3 separate regions of the Mus musculus genome follow, and regions 2 and 3 are each linked to region 1. The links are chromatin loops, found by intact Hi-C in ENCODE. Cell type or tissue: gastrocnemius. All regions are shown on one strand. Region 1 overlaps Gm4876 (predicted gene 4876). Region 2 holds the start of Gm4876 (predicted gene 4876). Region 3 holds the start of D830026I12Rik (RIKEN cDNA D830026I12 gene).

What was found. Hi-C counts contacts between places; a loop is a spot of excess contacts. Peaks named below come from ENCODE experiments on the same cell type or tissue, not always from the same donor. Only the 100,000 strongest peaks of a DNase experiment are listed, where the experiment ranks them.
Region 2: a loop joins it to region 1, with 2.3 times the contacts of the local background. A loop is called at or near these places in 8 of 42 quality-filtered maps.
Region 3: a loop joins it to region 1, with 4 times the contacts of the local background. A loop is called at or near these places in 2 of 42 quality-filtered maps.

The regions. Positions count from the first base shown.
Region 1 is chr6:17,105,845-17,113,844 of GRCm38, reverse strand. All of the region lies in intron 1 of Gm4876 (predicted gene 4876), which reads left to right. Among named protein-coding and RNA genes, the nearest start is that of Gm15473, 44 kb to the right of the region's middle. In gastrocnemius, CTCF peaks have their summits at 3,095 and 7,968 (motif pointing left); a DNase peak (open chromatin) is centred at 7,945; H3K4me3 peaks cover 367 bases; H3K27ac peaks cover 1,864 bases.
Region 2 is chr6:17,165,839-17,173,838 of GRCm38, reverse strand. It overlaps Gm4876 (predicted gene 4876), which reads left to right and starts at 2,006. Exons shown (of 3, transcript NR_153844.1): 1 at 2,006-2,468. In gastrocnemius, a CTCF peak has its summit at 3,206; DNase peaks (open chromatin) are centred at 3,176, 3,652, 4,154, 4,567 and 2 more places; H3K4me3 peaks cover 2,734 bases; H3K27ac peaks cover 7,116 bases.
Region 3 is chr6:17,192,105-17,200,104 of GRCm38, reverse strand. It overlaps D830026I12Rik (RIKEN cDNA D830026I12 gene), which reads right to left and starts at 2,354. Exons shown (of 3, transcript NR_102305.1): 1 at 2,315-2,354. Gm52892 (a long non-coding RNA gene) reads left to right here and starts at 534. Exons shown (of 2, transcript XR_003956407.1): 1 at 534-707; 2 at 847-1,189. In gastrocnemius, CTCF peaks have their summits at 3,193 (motif pointing right) and 6,371; DNase peaks (open chromatin) are centred at 1,006 and 2,190; H3K4me3 peaks cover 2,086 bases; H3K27ac peaks cover 3,596 bases.

The DNA.
Region 1 (8,000 bases):
ATGTGTACACATACAGTCACACACATGCATGAGCATACACACACATGCAGACACACATAAACAAGTATAGTCATGTGCATCTACCTATATCCATACAAACCACACACATGCACACACATAGTTCATTTTCATACTAGTAACTCATCCTTTGTCAAAATCTAACAAGGCTTGGAGAGCTGTCCAAAAAGATTCTTGTGTATGTGAGTATGAGGCAGGGGATGAGGGGAGGTTATGGAAGAGAAAGGTGAGGCAGAGAAGGAAAGGGCCTAAAGGGAGGAAGAAGAGAGGACAAAAGAAATAATGGGGGAAAGAATGACAAAATAGCCCATGTTTTCTAGCATATGGGGAATCTACATTTAGTAACATCTACATGTAGATATATGTATATAAGATGGGAAGGTGGATAAGAGAGGGAGGGGACAGTGAGAGAAGACAGAAAGGAGATGGTGACATGGGACACAAATTAGCAAAGTACAAATTATGCATGCATATGAAAATATCATAATAACAAGAAATGAAGAGAGCACTCCACATTGGAAAGAGTGTTTGTGATGAAGGCAAATGCTGGGTGCCTGGCCTGTTGGTGAACATAGAACACAGCATGGAAGCCATGTTCAGAATGACGTCCAATTTTCTGCAGCAGCACTGCACCGTCTGCCAACTCTCCTCTGTCCCCAATTCAAACTCAGTAGCAGAATATAGAGTGAAAAGAGGGGTGTGTGTGTGTGTGTGTGTGTGTGTGTGTGTGTGTGTAAAACCATGCTGTATATATTTCCTAGACAGAGCTGGCACTAAGTTTCTTAGAATGACAATTTTCAAAGTTTCACCCTTATAGCTTATCACTTGCAATTAAATGGAAGTAGTTCATTTTTAAAATTTGACTTAAACATGTAAGACATGATGTAAATTTCTGATTGTGAATGCCCTCACATGCTAAGTATTGACAAACTTGAATGTCAGTCACTATGCCCTTATCTCTATTGAGGATTAGAATTGATGGTTCGTTTGTTTGAATACGTGATTCATATGTCTTTGCTCAAGCAGGTCTGTGATATTAAAACAAAAATCAAATCAAATCAAATCAAAAAAATAAAGCAAAACAAAAAACCAACTCAGGATCTTTGTGAGCACATAAGAGAAGTCTCAAACTAGGTGGATGAAGTAGTGTAATGGAGCAGGCTTCCAATGGTACCAAGTTAAAAAAACAAACAAGCAATGAAGATGTAAGGGTAGCACTTCCAAATGTAGATGACAATGTGCGTCTCACAAAAGGGTAGGCGAGGAGGCTGGATTAGTACTTGATGCTCTAAGTAGTGGCCTAGAAACGCTATTTCCATCCTGGACGTTGGCAAAAGAGTAAAGAGTAGATCAGAACAAGAGCTCCGAAACTGTGGATCATTGGCACCAGCTTCCCCCAGAAACTTGTGAGAATGTAAATCCTTGTGCCATACCCAAGATTTACTGAATCAGAGAGTGTGAGGAATAGGTTCCAGTTATTTCAGAAGTCCCCCAGGAGACTCTGAGGCTGCTCCAATTAGAGAACCAATGACTTATATCAAGAGTGAGAGCATAGGCAGGAAGTCCAAAGACAAAATTACAGTCAACCTCAAGATGGTTTCTAGTTCTGAAATGAAATTCTGGGTATGGTGATAGAGACAGTAGGAACAGACTAGGCAAATAACTGTTTCAGATAGCAAGACAATCTGAATGGTAAGAATGCATGGGATTAGCTAGTACTGTTCTAGGGATGGTATGCTATGGCAAAATAGCAATGGCCTGTGGCTTAGAAATGAAAGAAGAAGAAGAAGGAGGAGGAGAAGGAGAAGGAAGGGGAGGAGGAGGAGGAGGAGGAGGAGAAGGAGAAGGAGAAGGAGAAGGAGAAGGAGAAGGAGAAGGAGAAGGAGAAGGAGAAGGAGAAGGAGAAGGAGAAGGAGAAGGAGAAGAAGAAGAAGAAGAAGAAGAAGAAGAAGAAGAAGAAGAAGAAGAAGAAGAAGAAGAAGAAGAAGAAGAAGAGAAAAAGAAGAGAAAAAGAAGAAGGAGAGAAGGAGTTGAGGAAGAAGAGGCAGGAGGAGAAGAAGGAAGAAGAGGAAGAAGAGGAAGATGGGAGATGGGGAGAGGAGGAAGGGATGAGACTGTGGGAAGAGCAAGCCAAGCCCAGTAACCAGCCACCTTGAACATGTCCCATTGTCCCTTATTCTGAAGGGACATATATTTCCTGTCCATTTAAGTGAATTCCTGCCTAAGGGTTGTGTTCACAAATGATGTTGTGTCATCCCACAAGCTAACACTATCCCCAAACTTCAGAAACACGCATGAGAGGAGAGCACATCTGGATGGAGAATCAATCTAAACAGCTACTGCAGCCATCTTGGTTGGTTGTAAATGCAACAGCTTTTCCCCCTGGTTCATAAAACTGTGTTGGTTGAGTACAGACCTAGCCCTCTGGGTATAAATTATGAGAGGCTAAGTTAGTCATAGACACTATTTATTTTTACCTTTGATGGGATAAACACATGACTTATTTGTAACCAGTGAAATAGAAGCGTAGGTAAGTCGGCTGGGGAATTCTGGAAGCAATTTTTCCTCCAGTCTAGAGTGTAAGACATTCATTTTCCTCCTTTCTTTCTTATCACGTATGCTGTGTTAGGGAGGGGTGCCAAGGAAGTGACAAGGCCTAGGATGGAGGCCCAGTGGAAGACAGCAGAGTGGACAGAATGACAGAAATTCATGGGAGACGACTCTGGTTGGATGGCAGTCCCGTTTACATCTACAGAGACTCAGTTGTTTTCAATTATTGCTCCGGCATTCCTGATTGCTCACCTTTTTCTAGGAAACTACTGGGGCTGAACTTCAGCAGGTCTGCCAGCCCCTTTTATCCCAGGCATCCAGACTTGTCAGGCTCATTTGGAAACCAGACACCCATTCAGCTTCGTTAGTCTCCTCATCTGATCCCCTCTGTTCCTGAATTCCTCTTTATACTCAGAAATCTTAACTGCTGTGAACTGGAGACTCCCCTATAACCAACGCCTCTTCATTTCGTGGCTGAATTGAACTCCTAGATCTATCTCAAAGTCTCTGGTGCCCCTCCCAGGCAGGTTGGTTGCAGTGCCTGAGAAGTAGGTAGTTGCTTTCCTTAGGCAGTCTCTCTTATTTGTACTAGTTTCTTTTGATTTTTGAGAGTCACAGTTTTCTTTAAGCATGATATAGCGGCCTTAGACTTTACCCCCTATTTCTTTTCCAATCATTCTATTCCATTTTTTGTTGTGAATGTTTAAAAATTAATTATTGTGTTAACTAGCGACTCCAATGGCATGCTCCCAATGAAAGGGCAAACTAATTAGACAAAGCTACTTGAGCATTCGATAGTACAGCGAGAGGGAAAAAGGGCACTTCAGGCTAGAGTGCTGGAGTGTGTGATTATATCCCCACATAATCCAAGGATGTGGGATCTTTGAGTACATATGAGTCTCCATTTTCTGTTAAACTTCAGAAATTTTCTCCACGTTCTTTGATAATGTCAGTCCCTGGCTCATGCTTTCTTCCCTTTTGTTGTTGTTGTTGTTGTTGTGTGATGACCTCAACAAACACATGGATTTTCATACAACACTTGTGCTGATTTTTCCATCTTCCTAAAATCCAGTCCCCTTGCCTTCCTTCCTATCCAGCTGTAACTGGAGAGGAGATTCCATGGGATCTCCCCATGTGTCTGTTTTGACTCCTAAGCCCAGATTTCTTTTGAATTCTACCATGGTATCCCAGTCCTCAGTCAGATGTTATTTATGGAGAATTGACTCCAACGTGTCTACATGCAATAGCGGTTGACTAGCAATGGTAACTGGGTAGAAGGTGCTTTTGTTACTGGGTGAAGGGCAAGACATCCTGTGGAAATGCACATCGAAGAAAGATCAATAACAGCCTTTATAAATGTCATTTAAAATGCCATTCAAAACAACCATAAAGGTTAATGGCATTTTGTTTTGATTGTTTCAAAATATATTATCAGATTAAATAGAAGCTACGATGACTTGCTTCCCATGAAAGGACAGAATAATTAGCCACAGTTATTTAAGCACCGGTAAATATATGAAAAACCAAAACAACACACCCTATTAATCAAACCACAATGCCTGTCAGGTTGTGTGCTAAAACTTCTATCTACACAACACAAGGAAGCAGGCCTTTTCACACAGGTAAGCACTCAGTAAAGTCAAGAGTTAACATTGAACAGTTACCAGGGGTCAGGAAAGGCATTTTTTATGCAGTCAGGGACAGTCTTAAGTGTTCTAAAGAGTTACAGACAAACTCAGAAGACAAGTTCAGATATGCCAGGTCATTTTAAGATGAGAACTTAAAACTGTTCTTGGGTGGTGGTGTCTCTTTGGTTACCATAGCAAAGTTGGAAGAGCTTAAACACTACGTGTTACAAATTGCTTAAGAATGACTCAACCCTGACTCTCTTGCCTATGGTGAAACTCGTCTGAAACACTTGAGTCAATTTGGAAATCTATGCTTAAAGACCAGACACTGCAGTATGGTCAGGACTTATTAAAAAGAGACAATCTGTAATATCTTGTTTAAAATAAGCAGAAAGCCCCCGCGCTTCACCTGGGCAGCACAGTAGACCTAGCCTGGTGGCTTGGGTACAGGAAAGCTGATGGGTTCAGCAACTCCAACCCAGGCCCAGATCCAGGGCTTTGAATATGCTCACCCCAACATCTGCCCCATCTGTGAAATGCTGGAGTGTGTGAAGGGGCCAGTCCTGCAGATCCAAAGCTGCAGAGTTTCCACGACACAGACCGACAACAGGATATCTGAGAGAAACCCCAGTGAGATTCCAGTATTGATAGTATAGCAGAAGCCAGAGGCCTCAAACCAGACTCATTGCAATGAACATTTGGAAGTAAAGAGGTTTGGCCAAAGGAATACCCGTGTGACACATTGTGACACACTGCAGCTTCCACAGTGAGATTTTTGTTGTTGTTTGTTTTGTTTTGTTTTGATTTTGAGGTTTTAATTTTTTTATTTTTATTTCTATTTTTTGAGGGGAGGTTGCAAGGATGGAGAAGATACCCCAGGACTTGAGATATAGATGCTGTAAAGGGGTGACGAGATGAGTGGGATTGGGGGTGCATGGTGTATAATTCATATACAATAAGAAGTTAAAAACAAAAAAAATTGTTAAAAATGTCCCAAATGTGAAGGCCAACAGGACACCTGAGCGACTGGGATTCCATCAGTGGAAATTACATATATATATATATATATATATATATATATATATATATATATATATACATATTTATATATATATGCAAAACATCACTTTCTCAAATCCTATTTGTATCCAAGATTGTTCTATTTAGAGATGAACAGTGTACGTGCAGCCTCCCTGAAGTAGTTCACAATCAATGAGCATCCAGGGAGGGTATGAAGCATCTCTCATGGACCACTGTGTAGAAGCTGATGCTGAGTCTGCATCTTCCTTTGAATTTCCTGGACCCCAAGACATTTCCCCCTTCTCCTTCCTCACTGAACCCACTGCTCTTGAGTTCCCACTGCTGTTTGGAGGACAGGAAAAGCAGAGATCACTGTCATGTCTTTTAATATCCAAGATGATGGCTTTTGTGGAGAAAGAGGACACCTCTGGTATTGCCTAAGTACCAGCAATTGTTCTACACTCTCTCTTAGTGAGCCTTTTGCTACTGTGAACTGTAATGATGTGGTTGTCAAATTCATGCCGTACCAGGCATAAAAAAACAAACAAACAAAAAAAAAAACAAAACAAAACCAAAAACCCTGTAAGATCTGCTTCTGAGAACTGACCTAGAATGATTTTTTAATGAGAAAAAGAATATTAATCTATCAATACCAGGTAATTAGAATTTAAAAAAAATGTTCTACATGGTTCACATTTAGTAAAAGAAACACACAAATCTAGATTTAAAACTTCCATTTTCAACTTCCAGGGAATTGCTTAGTGTTGGATTTTGTAGTAAGGGAGCTCAGTCAGGGTTCTATCCCCCCCTCCCCCCAGCCTGGGAAGATCGCTCTGTTGCTTCACTGGTCAGTTGCCTCTTCTAGCATTTGCTTATTGCTTCCACAGTAGTTAGTAGTCCTCAGCCTTCCTAAGCCTGTGACCTTTTAGTACAGTTCCTCAGGTTGTGCTTAAGCCCCAGCCATAGGAGTATTTTCATTGCTCCTACAAATGGTAAAGTAATTACCTGTTTTCAGATGGCCTTGAGACCCCAGTGAAAGGGCCGCAACACACAGGTTGAGAACCAGTGTTGTAGACTCTTGAAAAGAGATGTGTGTATGAGGCATTTTCTTTTATTGCTAATGGATGAAGGCGGGCCCAGCCCACTGTGGGCGGTATCATTCCTAGGCAAATGTGCCTGAGTTGTGTAAGAAAGGCAAAAGGAACAAGATGGTAGAAACATTTCTCCAAAGTCTGTTTCAGTTTCTGGCTCTAGGATCCTTTCTGAGTTTCCCTCAATAAGGGATTCTAATCTGTAAGCCAAATGCCCTCTGAAACTGTTTATGGTAATGGTGTTTATCATAGCAACAGAAGCAAACATGGGCATCAACTAACAACAAACATGTCCAGGTATCTTGAGCACCTCTTAGACAAGGAGGCCACAATCTTATACTGCAAGGGCAAACTAACTACTGAGGGGAGATCCAGGCCTGGTGGATCTACACCATCCCCACATTTCATTTGTTCCATGATAGATACATGTAATTATTCTTAGTGAATGACACTTAGTGTCACCCTCATTCTGTCTCAGTCAGAGGCATTGGGACAGCCAGCCGGAGGACTTGGGAAGAGTCTATTCTGCTTTAGCCTCACTTTGCCAATGGGGGGGGGGGGCATTAAACATTATAGTCAAAATGGACTGGAAAATATCTCTACTATTTAAGGCAAACCAAGGCAAAGATAAGAGTAAAGTGGTGTATTTCACCAGGGCATTGTATGCTGAATTGGATGACAACTTTCACACCGTTCTGTGTGTTCAAACTCCAAACGGTGCTTTTCACCATCGGAGGAGCCAGAATGCAGATGGGATTCAGTGTGCTTGTTGAGTAAGTACTTAGGGATCTATTCCATGAGTGTGCCTCTATGTATGAGTGTGTCTCTATGTATGTGTGTATGTGTGTGTGTGTGTGTGTGCTTCTCACACACAGAGCAGCAGTACTCAACAGTAACTGAAAACAAACAAACAAAACACCAAACCAAACACCCTGATCATGGGTCAGAAAAACTAAGATTACTAAGACACAAACATTCAGAGTGGGGGCAAGGACAATGCGCAGGATGTGTGCTCAGCACGCACAAAACTCTGAATTTGACCAAGAAACAACATAAAACAGGTCCAGGGTATACTGGTGAAACCCCAGCACTTGGAGAAAGAGACAACGACGATCAGAAGTGCAAGGTCATCTTTGTCTATGTAGCGATTCTGAGGCCATCCTAAGATACATGGGACCCTATCTCAAAACAAAACAACCAACCCAGATTCAAACTGAAGAAAAAACCCACGCATACAAAGTCTGCTAATAATCTAGAATCCAGACCCAAAAATACTTAGGAAATTTTATAAGATCCTATTTATAGCTAGGCATAATGGGGCACACCACTTGAAAGCTTAACATTTGGAAGGCTGACACAGAACTGAGAGTTTGAGGTAGACTAGTCTGGGCTACCTAGTGAGACACCGTCTCAAAAAAAAAAAAAATCCTCCCAAAACAACTAAAAATGCAACACTTGACTCCTTTTAAAGTTTAACTAAAAAAATAACAGACTCCTGCATGACTTAAGAATTACCAAAAAGTCCTGGTTTCAGTCTTTATGAAACCCACTCTTTATCTGCAAAGACAAATCCAATCTGTCTGCCCTAGCTGCAGCTGCCTTTACTTTTGTCAGGAATATTTTTACTCTTGGAGACAGTGCCCCCTGCTGTACATGACACTCAACTGCAGAAGGATTTTCCCACTCACAAAAA
Region 2 (8,000 bases), 60 kb before region 1:
TACTTCAAGTCACTGCAGGAGTAGGTAAATCCTTTCCCACTTAGGCCGGGCAAGACTCCCCATTTAGGGGAGCAGGCAAGCAACAGAGTCAGGGTAAGCCTCCACTCCAGTTGCGGGGGAACCCTCACGAAGACCAAACTGCACATGTGCTACATATGTGTGGGGCAGGGGACTAGGTCCAACCCATGTATGTTCTTCAGTTATTGGTTCAGTCTCTGGGAGCCCCCAAAGGTCCATGTTAGTTGACTCTGTTGGTCTTCTTATGGAGTTTCTATCCCTTCTGTGTGCCTCAATCCAAGAAGTTTGTTCTTTGGTATTGAACCATCTTTATGTTTAAGATAGAAGGAGATTATCCTAATGGCTGTGAGAGAATGAGGCAGCAGAGATGAAGAAGCCAGAGCTTGACTGAGTGCCAGAATCTATAGTGTCATTTATTTCATATGCTGGTTGCTGGGCCCGGGGAAATACACCTTCTGTTTATGCTTGCAAACCTCGCTTTCATCTCCAGATAAAAGTGTAGAGGGGAAGTTGCCAAAATTAGTCCACCTTTTGGGTCCAGGCCATGGTTTAAACTTAGATATAAAAGAGATCAAAGAGTTTCCATTCTAATTCAGATAGTAGCCTCATGGCAGTGCAGCTGGGGGCAACATAGACCCTCTGAAGCCTCTCCCATTATGAACTTCTCACAGGCGCTTCTGGGCTGCAAGGCACAAAAGGAGGCAGCCATGTGTCTGATTGTGAAAGGACTGCCTGCCTTCCTGCACCTGACAGAGAAGTGCCTGTGTGGGTGTCTGTAGGTAGCCTCCTGGGTAACTCCCAGTTTCTCCTGAAGGCAGCCTGGAGATGAATAGGCAGTTTCTCTCCTGGCCCCTGCAGAGGGGATTGTGTCCCCAGTGTTTCTTGTAGATGAAGCAAATCTCTTTGAAGGTTCTTCTTAGTGAGATCAGAGAACTATCACCCTTCTTCATTTTATTATTGTATTTTAGTTGTGTAAGGGGAACACATGTGAACACACACGTGGGTGGAGGGCAAAGGTTGACACCAGATACTCTCTCTGTTCATTTTCTAACTTACCTTTTGGACAAGTCTTCATTGGACCCGGAACTAACCCATTTGGCTAGACTGGCAAAAGATGGAGCCCCAGGAGGCCTCCAGTCACACATCCACAGTTCTGTGTTTGCAGGCATGTGCTATGGCACTAGAGTTTTACATGGGGACCCGGGACTCCAAACTCAGGTCCTCATGTTTGCAGAGCAAAGACTTGAAGGGGGAGCAGAGCAAACACTTTAGTGATCAAGTCATTTCCCTATTTCTTTTAGGTTTATATCTTTATGTATTATATTTAGGTTTCAAAGAAGAACTTCAGAATAACGTTCCTGGGGGGTGAAGTAGAAGTAGTTAGCAGACCCTTGGGCTCTGAGCATGAATAGGACCATCAGATATTTATTATCCCAAACAGGAACTCTTGTGAGCACTGAGGCACATTTGTAATTGAACCTGAACTAAGCTGAGACTGTCTTAACAAATCTGGTTGTGCAACCAATCCTGCCCAGGGTACTGGGAAATTTCTGGCCCTTAGACACTAGTCTATTACATTTTTCTTACATGTGGCTGGGCATGTTCTAGTCACTCCCTTTGGGTTATTACAGATGACCATTCTCTGCCTGTGACAGGAACCTAACAGAAAGAAAAAAAATGGCTAAAAAATTTCCGGATGAGTCAGAACACAGACCCTTTGTTAAATGATACAGCTCCAGAATAGAATCTGTAGCAAAGAAAATGGTCTGTACCGAGCCTTTAAAGAAGTCTTTCAATTGATTTTTTTTTTCTTAAGGGATGCCACTACCCACTATTTACAAAGACAGACTTGAAGGGGGAGCAGTAATCCCGCGGGCTGTTTCTAGCAAAGAGGTGGACATTCAGTACCAGGGACACAAGCCCGCTGTTGTAGCTGTCCTGCACTGTTGGTGTGTGTGTGTGTGTGTGTGTGTGTGTGTGTGTGTGTGTGTGTGTGTGTCTTATTTTTGTCTTCGCTCTGTAGCCACATGGCTGTGTTCCCTTTCTGTTTGTTTTCCCATTTCCCTTCTAAATATTTTGCATCATCTGGGAGACTTTGCCAGGCCGAGGTCGGCTCGCTGGAGGACTGCATTCCTCTGATCTGTGGCATTAGGTTGTTGCCATGGCAAAGGCTGCTTACCAGGAGGAACACTTCTCGGAGCTGGGCAATTCCGAGCTCGTTTCTTCCTCTCCTGCACATGCTTGGCTATTCTGACAGCCACACCGGCCCAGAGAGGGCTTTCTCCAATCGTAAACTATGTTCCTGGAACGTGAACTTCATTTTGTTTGCCTTTCAAGATACAGAAGTATTTGGTTCTGTTTATTTTTGTTCCAGATGGGCAGGGCCCTCTTGCCTGTTCTGACTAATCCACTCGTCAGGGCTGGAATCTCCTAACAGTTCCTTCCTCCAGGTAAGTCACGCCACTCAAACCTGTGAGGCAAAAATGCCACAGAGGACAAACGGTGACCCCGTAGTTAACAAAGGCAAGCCATTTGACAGAGGCCTCTGTTGACTGTAAGGATGGCTGGAGGTTCTCTCTCTCTCTCTCTCTCTCTCTCTCTCTCTCTCTCTCTCTCTCTCTCTCTCTCTCTCTTTCTTTCTTTTTTTCAAGAGAAGAAAAGCTTAGTCCTAACTGGACAGGTCTTCCTTCTCACATTCTTGTAGGGGAACTCCGCCTGGGGCGAGATAAGGGCTCAGGGTTGACACCCTGATTATGCCTACCTCTTTATTTGTTATATGTGGACATCGACGCCATCTAATTAATAAGAGCAGGAAACAGTTTTTGTTTTCTCATTGGAGGAAAACATGAAGTAACGGTTTTATCTTAATTTGTCAGGCCTTGCCCTAGAGACCACGGCCATGTGGGCAGATGGCCAAAAGCTGTTCTAAGGCCCAGGCACCAACACCTAAATATAAAAAAGAATGCTAATTGGTTTTCCAGCTGAAAAAGAATAAGGGCCACAGTGCCAAAAAAGGAAACCCCGAGTTTACACAATAGAACCTGATAGCAATCTGGGGCCTCCATTTGTCCTCCTATGGAGAGCGAAACAAAGGGAGGAATTTTGCTCATCCGCCTCTGTAGAAAGCCCGGGCTCTAGTGCAGCTTGGTGCAGCACCAGGCTTCCCACCGTGTTCCTGCCAAATCTTCAAGATTTTTCCTGGCTGCTGTTCAGGAAAGTACAGATCTGTCCGCAGCACGGAAAGTTAAAAAGGCCCTGCTTGGATACGCTGAGTATATACAAACACTGCCTGACGTATGGAGCGGGTGGCTTCGGCACAAGCTGCTACTGGCCTCCTAAGCCACCGGTGGGAGACTGGTAGAAGTCATTTTGATGAAGTAATTGGGATTTTAGCAAGAGAAGACTAATAGACATATTTTCAGAAAATCGGCATGCCTTTTTCACTTTAAGGACTACTCACCTTACTTTTCTCATTAGTACATCGACTAACTTTCAAAACGCAAATCATGTGGTGACTGAACTGGGTCACATTGAGCCATCTCTAACATAAAGGTTGATTCTGTCATCTCTAGATGCAGGGCACTAATTACTGTCACCATGAAGGGCACTTGACTAGGAGCCACTGTCCCCGCAGGGGTCTGAGCTGAGACTCTGACACCGATTTGCTGGTTGGCAGTCTTGTCTGGAACTTCATCCTGTAAGTCCGGGAGAACCTCACCAATGAGAGTGTGACTCATTAAAAAGGATTTTGGGAGAAAGTCAATCGGCTGTCTGTGAATTCTAGGCTGCCTTGGTCTATAGAGCAACCAGCCAGGGCTACATAGTAGACCATGTCTCCTCTACTGAACAAAAGAGTTTGAAGTCAGAATGTTGCTCTCATTTCATTGCCGTCACTGGAGAATTCAGTTATTAATTAATGCAAGGTGTAGTGAATTTTCGTATGTATGTGTACGTGTTTGTTTGTATGGGCGCATAAGTGTGCAAAGGGCAGAGGTTGCGATTAGGGTGTTTTTTCTTTTTTCTTTTTTGGAATGAGATCGCTCACTGAGCACGGAGCTTAGCTGTTCTGTCATACTGTCTAGCCAGATACTCTGGGGATCCTCGTGTTTGCACCCCAGCGTTGTGATTCTACGGGCATCCCATTATGTTTGGCTCTTTTCCTGGGTGCCGGGAATCTGAATTCAGGACCTCATGCTTGTATGGGAAACACCTCACTGAGTGAACCATCCATCCAGACTCCTTAAAGTGATCTTTAATTATGTGTTTTTGTTTGTTTGTTTGTTTGTTTTTATTGGATATTTTCATTATTTATATTTCAAATGTTTTCCCCTTTCCAGATCTCCCCTTTGAAAATGCACTATCCCATCCCCCCTCCCCCTGCCTCTATGAGGGTGCTCCCCCACCCACCCACCCACCCACTCCAGTCTTCCAGCCCTGGCACTCCCCTACACTGGGGAATTGAACACCCCCAGGGCCAAGGAGCACTCCTCCCACAGACATCCAACAAGACCATCCTCTGGCACGTATGCGGCCAGAGCCATGGGTCCCTCCATGTGTACTCTTTGGATAGTGGTCCGGTCCTAGGGAGCTCCAGGGGGTCTGGCCGGTTGACATATTTGCTCTGTGGATGCTTAAAGGCTTCTTAGAAGGGGGAACAAAATACTCAACTGGAGGAAATATGAAGACAAAGTGTGGAGCAGAAACTGAAGGAAAGGCCATCTAGAGACTGTCCCACCTGGGGATCCATCCTATATACAGTTACCAAATCCAGACGCTATTGTGGATGCCGGGAAATGCTTGAAGACAGGAGCCTGATATAGCTGTTTCCTGAGGGGCTCTGCCAGTGCCTGACAAATACAGAGGCAGATGCTCTCACAGCCGACCACTGGACTGAGCTCAGGATCACTGATAGAGGAGTTGGAGAAGGGACTGAGGAGCTGAGCGGTGATTTTTAATTATGATATATATATGTGTGTGTGTGTGTGTGTGTGTGTGTGTGTGTGTGTGTGTGTATACACACACATGTATATATACATATATACATATATATGTATACACACATACATATACACACACACTATATATATGACATATATATAGCACACATCATCAGGGCTGAGCATATCTTTATAAATAAATCTAAGAAAAATATAAAACAGGTATAGTAATTATTCCAACACCTATGATGCTTATAAGACTAGTCATATGTTTAATGATACAGCTAAATTTAACCCTTTCAAATACAAAGATATTTGGCAAATATGAAAACTTATTCTCAAAGCAACCATCTATCCCTAAGTAACTGACTTAGACTTAAAATTTTAATCCCAAACTTCAGGGTTTTTCCCATCTCACTATGTGTTGTGCAAGCAGCTTTTCCCCCATACTATCAATGTGGTTGGTGGGCCAGAAATAATAAAATACAAGCAGCTACCTAATTACCTGCCTACAACAGTCTGTGGACAGAGAATTTTGGAAAAAGTGAATAGGAACAGGTAAGCATTACTACCATCCTACCCAAAAGATACCCACTAACTGTAGAGTTGTGTTGCTTTTCTATGGAAACTTCCTGAAGGGCAAGAAGTGGATTTCACTTGACTTTCATCCATCACTGTGCTTAGGACAACACTGCACGTGCGCACAAACACACACACACACACACACACACACACACACACACACACACACACACACACACACAGTGTCCTGAACACAAGAAGATCCCAGATTTTACAAAACAGTTCCCTTTCTAATCTTTCTTTTTTAGCACCACTAAACATTCTGTATCCCCTGGTGTGCCTCAGTCCCAGATACAAGACTCCCAGATCTGATGGCCTTCCTGGGTAGTCTTCTCATTCTGACTGGGGCCAGGGCCACTGAGAACATTTCTGATACTGGTGAAGAAGTGGGGTTTTTTTTGTATCTGAAAACATGTCAGGAACCTAGAAGCTGGAAAATAGTTTCAAATTCTTGCTTGGCCTTTGTAACTAGACAACTGTAGAATACACTTATATTGTCTTTAGTAGATCAATACCATCGATGTTGGTAACTTTAGAGAAAGGTACTAAAAAATTTAATCTCATACCATTTGTGTTTTCCAATTCCTGTAATTGATGTTACAATCAAATACAGTAGTGAATTTAAGACCTTTTTTTTAAAAATCATATAATCAACCAATACATCTTTAAGATACTGTCTTGTTCTTGGACTCTCTATGATTATTGTACTTGTCTAAGAGTATTTAAGAATGAACATCATGTCTCAATTGGTGACAATTCAAAGTGCCATTTGTATGATAATTACTTTTGTTTCCCATGGATGCCCTAAAGTCAGCATTTGGTAAAGCTGAACTGAGTCAGGCTAATCTTTGTGTGGAAGAAAGCTGGTTCCTTGCCACAATGTAAAGATGTTTCTTTAATGTATCCTTTATCCTCTAGTGACCAAGGCTTGCATTAGGCCTTAGACAAAAATATATACTCACAAGTGCATTATTTGGGGGCTTCTTGTCTTGAGTACATCAGTATAATAAATGAAACCAAAGGGATAGTTGAAGTTTTATTTACACTGTCTTACCTGCTGGTTTCCAAAAGATAACTGCCTCTCTCGCCTGTGTATTAAACTTCCTTGAAGTACTTACTAGCATCCTTTGAAGGCAGCCACTGTAACCTGGGAGCACTTTAGACACTGATTTCTATGTAGAACAAATCCTGGACTTTTGGAGCTCCTGATCTACTGTGCTTCTCTGAGAAGCAGCTATTTGCACATTCTTCCTGCAGTGCCTAGAGGGAAGTATTAATAGCACTTGACCTTTGGGAGAGGATCACAAGGAAGAATATTGTGGGAGACATCTGATCCAGCATGACCAGGCACAGTGCCCTTCCCTCAAAGCACAGACTAGTTTCTGTACTAGCTCTTTGTTCTCCCATCATCCAGTATATGGATATTTTCTTCTCACCCTTCCACATCCACACCCAAGATAACATGCATTCTGATATCCTTTCCCCTCCACATCCTCATCTCTACCTCTTCCGCCGCTTCCTCACTCTTAATTTCTTCCTCCTTTCTTCCCATTCCAACTCTTTCTCTCCATTCTCCTCTTCCTTCTACTTCTGTATCAGAATCTCCTTGTGTAGCCGATGATGATCTTGAACTAGCTATCCCCATCTCAGCCTGCCTTGGGTGAGATTACAGATGTACAGCCCGATGCATAGTTATGATGTTAGAGCTTGAGCTTCCTTTGGGAATAACAAGAATTCTTATTCCCATCTCTAGAAAGACTTCATGTTGGCCTGAGGAGAAGGAGGAGAAATATCACCCTTACATGCCAAAATGGGGCTGACAGGGTGGCATGGACTGGGATGTATTCCGGAGTATGCCATTATTGTGCTGCAGAACGTGGTGGGACTTTTGGTAAAACAAATGATTAAGCAACAACAGCAGCAGCAGCAACAACAACAAACTGTTCTTATTTATGGGCCCATCAGTTAAGAAAGAAGCTATATTCTACTTTGTTCAACAAGACTGATTTTTATGGCCTTTGCACACATGTGACTGATTCCCAAGTTATATACACCACAAAAGGAGTGGTATACAAATGCTTAGCATATTAAACTGCTTAACTTCAATGTCTGTGGACTTCCAAAGCCACAGAAGAGTACAATTACAAACTAGAAATATTTTCTTAAAAATATCACAGCATCAGGGTTAGGAATGATATCGCTCCAATTTTAGTATATGTGCTACCAAGGTGAGCACAGGTAGGTAGTATTAATGCTATCACATAGGGCTTAGAACGTAGGAACAAAGTAGATGAGTGAAAAATGTATCATAAAGGACTACATAAAACTTTAAAACAACATTTTCTTTTAAGTGGTTTTAATCTTTTTCCCCCAAGCTTGGAAGTAGCATCACCATGTGAATGTTTGAGAGGAAACCTCTTGTATAACTTGGGACTGTGTTGTGCAAAGAAGCTCTGGTTTCTA
Region 3 (8,000 bases), 86 kb before region 1:
CTCATGAACTTATCAATCAGTTCAAGAAATATAAAATATATACTAACTGCTGTGTATAAGACATATATTTATGAATGAAGCATTCATGCGTCTTATATTGGAGCAGTGAATTCTCTTTTCTGTGAATCCTCAGATGGCCTCTCTGGTTTATTAAGTCTCTGAGGGAGCCCTGACAGTCTGAACAGATTTTTGACACAGGAAACCCCATCACCTACCACCATTCAGGTCCTCATTAATCCAGTATGATCTGGATTTCCTCTGGAACTTTCCCTTCCTCTCTCTTTAAAGCCTGGTCTCTATTTCCAGCACTCTGAATCCTGCCTTAGTTGCTAGAGACAGCTCGTTTGAGTCATCTAAATCTGTTGTGCTACAACCTATAAGATATACTCAGCTATGGACATTAAAAAAAGAAGGGAAAGAGAAAGAGGAGGAGGAGGAGGAGGAGGAGGGGAGGAGGAGGAGGAGGGGGAGGAGGAGGAGGAGGAGGGGGAGGAGGAGGAGGGGGAGGAGGAGGAAGAGGAGGAGGAGGAGGGCCTGAGTAGTCTGGGAGGAGGGAGGCAGGCAAGGCAGAGATGCCTGTGGCTCTCCATAGGAAGCTCACCTCTCCACCAAAAGGAAGCGGGGTAACCAAACACATCCGTGCTTGAGATGTGGGTTCAAATCTCACTTTAAGGCAGCAGAGAGTGCCTGAGGACTGGCTCCCCTACGTGAGTATAGACAGAAGCAACCTGAAGCTGGACTTCCTGTCATTTGGATCTGTAACTTTTCTTTTAAATGGGATGTTTCCTTTCCCTGGGGACAAAGGGAAATTCACTGACTTTTCCTTAACGGTCTTTATCTCTGCAGTTAAGTTCCTACCGTCAGAGCTTTAGCTTCTCAGCAGCCCTGTCCTCTAGGTTTGCAGAAACTCTGGCTCTTCCTTCCACGACCATGTTTTTTTGGAAAGGTTAACTGCGCATGTGTCCTCGGCTGCCTCACCGATTGCTCTTCCACAAGCCAGTCCTTCTTCTGCCAGTCTGCGTTCAGCTTTCATTTGTCTGCGAAAATTGTCTCTCAACTACTAAAGCGTTGCCAACTCTCCAGTTTTAATTGCCCATGCATATTTCTGCCCCTCCCTTCTGCCTCAACCGAGTCCCTGTTCATCCCTAGGCCTCTAGATTTATTAAATTCCTTTGATTTTTTTTATCTAGATGTGGAGTTAGTGAAATTATTTTTCTTCTCTTTTCTTCATCCAAATATAGATATTTTCTCTGTGACCTTGCTTTGACCCTTTTATTCCCCCCACCCCACCCCCATGCCTTAGCAGCCCCAGGCTTGCAGAGAACACTAGGTCCAAATCCTTAACTATGGCAGGAACCTGTCCTGTGTTCTCTCCTCATTGTTTCAGCTCCAGGACACTGAAGACAGTGTTCACTCCCTTCTCTGGGGCATCTGAAGGAATCCTAACAAATCTCACAATCGACGCCTCTCTTTCCAGTGATGCAGTTGGAAATAAAATATACAGGGAACGCAATTGCTGCCGTTTATCATTTTAACTGTCTCTGCGGGTGATGTCTTAACAACATTCCATACACACTGTTGATTGTGGGACGCAATTCAGTCTTCTGTAACTGAACATCAGAATTCAAGAGTTCAAACCCCACTTCTAGGACTTTGGTCTGAGGCGCAAATCCCTCTAAATGCATTTACTAGGCTAAGATGGAGATTTACTGTACCTTCATTTCCCCACGTCTTAGTTTTCTTAGCTTGAGAGGTGCTTTTCTTCTTCATCCTTCTCTACAATATAGCCCAACCTCAGTTTCCCTTTCTACTCCTCTCCCCCAGTCCTCCGCCCCAGTACCTCCTGTCTCCCCACATCCACTAGTCCTCCATTTCCTTCCAGAAAAGAGCGGGCTTCCCAGTGATAATCAACCAACCTTACATAACAGCCTACAGCAAGCCTCATACTAGGGCTGGACAGAAGGCAACCTCTTGTTTGTGAGTTCTCCTCTGAATCTCACAATTCTCTCCGTCCCAGGCAAATTATCACAACAGTGAACGATTTCCGAACTTCCCCTTTAGCTTTCCCATCGCATCACCACCCGGTCTTTTATTGCACAAACACCAGGTCTAGAAATTGTTTTCCTCTCAGCTCTCCAGCTGCTGCCTGGCCAGGCACTGCGTGAGGCATTCGCGGCTGACACAGGCAGGGCTTCCTGTCCAGAGCAGAAAGGAAGCCGTGCTTTTGGATGAACCCTCATTGTCCAGGGCTGGAACAGCGATCACCCGGCAGTGATAAGGCCCTTCCCAATGCAGCCGCACGAATCTCACTAACCTTGTTAAGGAGAAGAGGAAAGAAGGGGCGTTCCTAAAATGACTGGGAACACCGTTTGCCAGCCCCGCATATCCCAGCAACCAGAAGAAACGAAAACACACCTAGTGGTCAGAGTATTTATCTTGCCAGGGTTTCTACCTCCTTGGTTTGCAAGGGGAGTAGAAAATGACACCCTGCCATCGAGCCATTAATTACAAACAAAAGAAGGAGTGGAGAGACTTAATTTTCAATTGACTATCGGGCTTGATGATGTGTTCTGGGCTGTGTGGTTCTCCTCTCTTATTTCATTGAAACCCATTGTTGAGCAATCTCCACAAGGGCCATGTAGTTGTCTCCTTTTATTTCACTGTTAGGTGCTCACCACCCTTTCTTTTACATTCTTGTTTCCTTCAAGTGGCCTGCTAGATAAAAGGTGCTCTTTTGAAGGTTTGTTAAATAGATGCTGCCTACAGAGAAACTCACATCATTAGTCTGTCGTCCTGCACCCAAAAATATACTTGGTAGAAGCACTTTCTCAATTATCTTAAGATGTATACGTGTTAAATAAAAAAAGTTCCTGCTTTTCAAATGATAATAGCTAAATAGATCAATTTCCTCCACTGTGTGTGTGAGTGTGTGTGTGTGTACATATGCTTTCTAAGTAAAGAGATATAGATCCTCTTCAGCGACAGGGAATGGCAGTGTTTGCCCAAAATAAGTGTATGTAAAGGTGGGAAATTTCACATGCACACATACATAACCTGGTGTAACTAGCTGGCACAGATGCCAGCAAGGTGGATACCTTTAACATCCTCATCTCTTAAATTATCTACACATCATGGTGATTTGAATGAGCAACATCTCCCACAGGTTCATCCATATAAACACTTGGTACCCAGCTGGTGGCGCCATTCAGGAGGTTATGGAACCGTTATGAAGTAGAGCCATGCTAGAAGATGTCACTGAGGGTAGGCTCTGAGAGTTTACAACCTCACCTGAACCAGCTCTAGTTGGCTTTCTCTGCCAACTGGAGTTGAAACCGTGATCCCTCAGATGCAGTTTGGCTGCCAGTTGCCGTGTCTACACTCATTGTATGGACCCCTCTCTCTCCAATCATAAGCCAAAATAGACGGTTTCTTCCTCAAGGAGTTTCTTGCCATGATGTTTTATCAGAGCAACAGAAAGTAACTAAGATACACATGCTAAGAGGAAAAGCATTTTCGGCAGAGTTTTCAGGATGCACTTGAGAACATCTTAAATATGCTTCCTAAGTTTTCCCTCTTATTAGCAGTCATTTTCAAATGAATGTGACCTGAGGAGGTTAAACATGTTCAATCAGAGACATGGTTCACTGGATAAAAGTGTGTAATGCTCTTGCAGAGCACCTGAGTTTGGTCCCATGCACCCACAGTGGGCAGGCAGCCCAATACTGCCTATAATTCCAGCTCCAGGGGACCTAACACACTCTTCTAGTATCCATGTGCACCCATACTCATGTGCACACACACACACACTCACACTACTAAAGATACATTTTTATTAAAAAAAAGTAACAGGAAATTCTTTTGTTTTAGTGGGGGGTTTTGTTGTTGTTATTGTTGTTGTTGTTTTTAGTGATGGTAGCACACTGCTATATAAAATATTGAACAGTATCTGGAGATGTGTAGTTGAATTATGCTAGCTGTGTACACACATCCCTAAACCCTTACTGAGGCGGTATAGATATCTGACATGAAGATCATGTGCTCAGGTCAGGTCTTGGGATTGTGTTTCTTTCCTCACAAACTGTGCTGTTCTCCCTAATAATCTTTGTCCATTTCATCCCTTTTCCCCATCCTGAAAACGGGACTATTATACTTAGCAACTCAGCCTAGTGACAATTATATCACAGCCTGTGATCTCAGCAGCATGGGATGGAGCTGTTGTTATTGGTTTCGCTCAAAATATGCAATCAACAAATAAATATATTCCTTAATCTTGGAATAATTGCACGAGGTTGACTAAGGATACAATCATCTTGTGGGGTAGAAGCCACAGGATAGAGTTTCTCATTCTCTTATTGCTGTTTAATGAAGCTTAGCAGGAGGATATTAACTCTCCCAGATGACAGCTGCCTATTTTTAGCTATAAACTACTCGAGATTGAGGAAGCCCCTTTGCCTATCTCAGGTCCTAAGTGCCTAGCACAGAGTTTTAGCATGTAGTAAGTGTCAGAAGCACGTTTCCTGAAGTTTAGAATCTTGTTCTGAGGCTATCCTATCTTTAAGTAGAGCAAAGAGATTCACAAGAGAGCTTCTGGTTTTAGATGTTTATTGCTAGGTTTCTAGAAGCACATAAGTATTTTTAGTTGTTAGAACATTATGACAAGATCACATTTTAATTGTCTTGAGCCACAAAAGTAAATTTGGTTAAAATTGTAGTATGAGCACATATAATATTAAAACTTCAAGAGGATCATGTTGTAGTTCAAAAATACATATTATTTGAAATAATGCCAGTGTCTATAAGGCTAAGAATTCTCAGGTGGTACGTACCTAGATTTCGAGCAGTGCTTTGACAGTGTTTGACAAGCTTATGCTCACTCTCTCACTCTATTTCCTTTATCCAGACAACAAGCCTGACATTCACTGTTATTTCCTCTTAGAATAAGAAGAAACTGAGTCACAGCTAAAGTGCTTCATTGATTAGGATTGTACATCTAACAAAGCCATTACTCAGGGCACCGGGATTCTGGTTTGGGGTAAACAGTCTGTCTTTCTGAAGCTTTCCTTCTGCATCTATAAAATGTAATCACGGAACCCACCTTTTAAGGGTTATTGTAAAACTGACATTAGCAATGATAAATGATTGACATTAAGTAAACGATGCCTGGAATTCAACTGTAAAGGGCCTACCTTGCTCAGTGGACAATGTCAAGAAATCAGATGGGAGTGAGAGAGGAGATATGACATACAACTGAATGAACGCTGACCAAACTAACTGAGTTACCCGAAAAGGATACACAGCATGGGATATAGGTGATAGGGACCACAAGACAGTCACTTGAAGATCTGGAAGACTAGGCCTACCTTACATGTCTTGGAGACCCTTGGAGAGAGATCACCATATGATGTTGTGATACCCGAAATTCCACAGTGGATGGGATTAAGTGAATATGTCCTGCCCTGTGGCCTTTGCAATGCTGTCAGGTTGGCTGATGAGTCACTTTTATCTTTATAGACATGCTCTGTTCTCCTGCCTGTCTCCACATGCCCCTTGTGTGCACCTAGCTACAGAATGCAGACATAAATCCCCTAGAGGGCTAGAGATGCTTCATATTATCTGTGGTTCAGTCTGTCTTCCAAGAAGTTCAGTGGTCTGATTGTGAAAGGTGGCCTTCAGTGAGCTAAGTTTTATTCAGTGCTGGAGTTTTCATCAGTGAATTTAGCAATGTATCAAGCCTCCATAATTGTATAACTCTTGTTGGTTTGATCCCCCCCAAAATATAAATTGATTAATTATTTTACTCTTAGCTCACTATGTTGTGAGAGATTGGCCAAAGGAATTTTTGGCCTTCATTATGGTTAATCATGAAATTTAGGATCTCCTTTAATTTTAATGAGTAAGATTGTGTGTCTGTGTTATGTTTGTGTGCGTTTACAAATGTGTATATGTGTCAATGTGTGTAAATGTGTCTGTGTGTACGTGTGAGTGTGTATGTGTGTATGTATGCCCATGTACTTGTGGAGGCCTGACGTCAAATGCTCTCTGCTATTACTTCCCGCCTTATTTTTGAGACAAAGACTCTCACTAAATCTGAAGTTCGCTGATTTTACTTTACTAGCTGGCCAACAAACTCCAGGAATCCACCCGTCTTCTCCTGCACACTGTTCTTGGATTATGGACACAGCCCCTCAAATGCAGCCTTTTTCGTATGGGTTTTTGGTAGATCAAACTCAGGTTCTCAGACTTGAACAGCAAGCAATTTACTGACTATGCCATCTTCATCCCCAGAGATTTTCAAAAGAAGAATTCTGAGTCTGTGATTCATAGTTGCTGTCTAAACTCAGACGGTGCCCAACAGGTAAGCACTGCCCCCTATCAACAACATTTAAACAGATGTCTCAGAAATGGGATGCATAAGAGAGCCCTGGGTTACTTCTAGAGCATTAGTCAGTGGTTCCTCCCCCTGAGTCTAGGCATGATCCCTCCATGGTTCTGTAATAGAACTGACCTAAAATCTTTCTTTAGGATGTTATGAGAAGTTGACCCCAAGAGAAAATCTCAAGAGAATAAGAATTCTGCTATTTACATCTTAAATAAAAGCCTTGTCAAGATTGGAATGAAGCTGCTTCCAGGCCCGAGCCAGGGTTGACTCATTTCATTGGCTGAGTGGGTGATGCTCATTCTAAGAACTTAGTTCTAATTTGGTGTGGCTAGTGAACCGAAGTGTTCTCAAAGGGCCTCTCGGAAGGTCTTGCTTTTCCCACTATTTGGTAAAATAATAGAATTAACACTTTTTTGTTTGTTTGTTTGTATATGTGATGCCTATTTTACAATATGGCCAGTTGCTTATCCAGATCCAATATGAGAACATTTGCAGCTGTTTGGAACCCTGTTCAGGTCAGATTCACACAAAAATTACCTTCCTTAGAATTAGTTGCAATTCAGAAATCCTAACAGCATTTCAAACCCCCATCATCTTTGTCAAGTAATCTTGCCTAACCATAGGAAAATTACATTGCCAATTTTACCTATATGAAGGGAATGGGATTCCATGTGATGTGGTACCATCTTCTGATACCATCATGTGATACCTTTTCAGGATTTGGCAGACTGTATCCTATCTTTACTGGAGGTGAATGGCAAGGGGACTTGAAGTAGTTACTTTCTGTTGTGACAAAACACCATTACCAAAAATGATTTATAGAAAAGTCCATTTTGTCCTACAGTTTTGGAGAAAGAGAGAGAAAAAGAAAGGGGAGGGAGGTGGAGAGGGAGAGAGAGAGAGAGAGAGAGAGAGAGAGAGAGAGAGAGAGAGAGAGAGAGAACAAGCATAATTGTGGGGAGGCTTGGCAGCAGGCAGCTAGAGTGGGAAGCTGAGAGACATTTTCAATTGCAAACATGAAACAGATAAGACTGATAGTGGGGTGAGACTACAAACCCTCAGAGCCCACCCACAGTGATATATTTCCCTAGGCTAGACCTCCTAAATGCCCCATCACCTTCCCAAATAGCACCACCAACTGCAGACCAAGTGTTCAAATGTATGAGCCTCTGTAGGACATTTCTTATGCAAACAACTACAATGGGGTATTGTAGATTTTAGGCTGGATAAAGTAGATGTCACTATTTTACATAGAAACACTTTTACCACCGATACCCATACCAAAGCAGATTGTCTGTTACCTACTCACCCTCTTCTCTCCCCTCTGCTCCAAATTTTCCGGCCAGATAATCTAAACTCACTCAGCATCCAAAGTCCTTTTGTTCAGTTTAGGGGTACAGGAAATTGAGTTACTTCTTGGGGTCTGAAGTGTCTGTTTCTACTTGCTGCGCCCCCCCCCCATCCCAATCTCAGGCAGTCATTAATTTGTTTGCAAGAATCAGGTTATATAGGTGATATATACTTATTTATTTTGGGGTTGCTTGTTAACTTACATAGAACTGATGATAGATACAGTCTTCTATAGATTTGCTCTCTGTGTTTTAATGTATTCATATCTCAT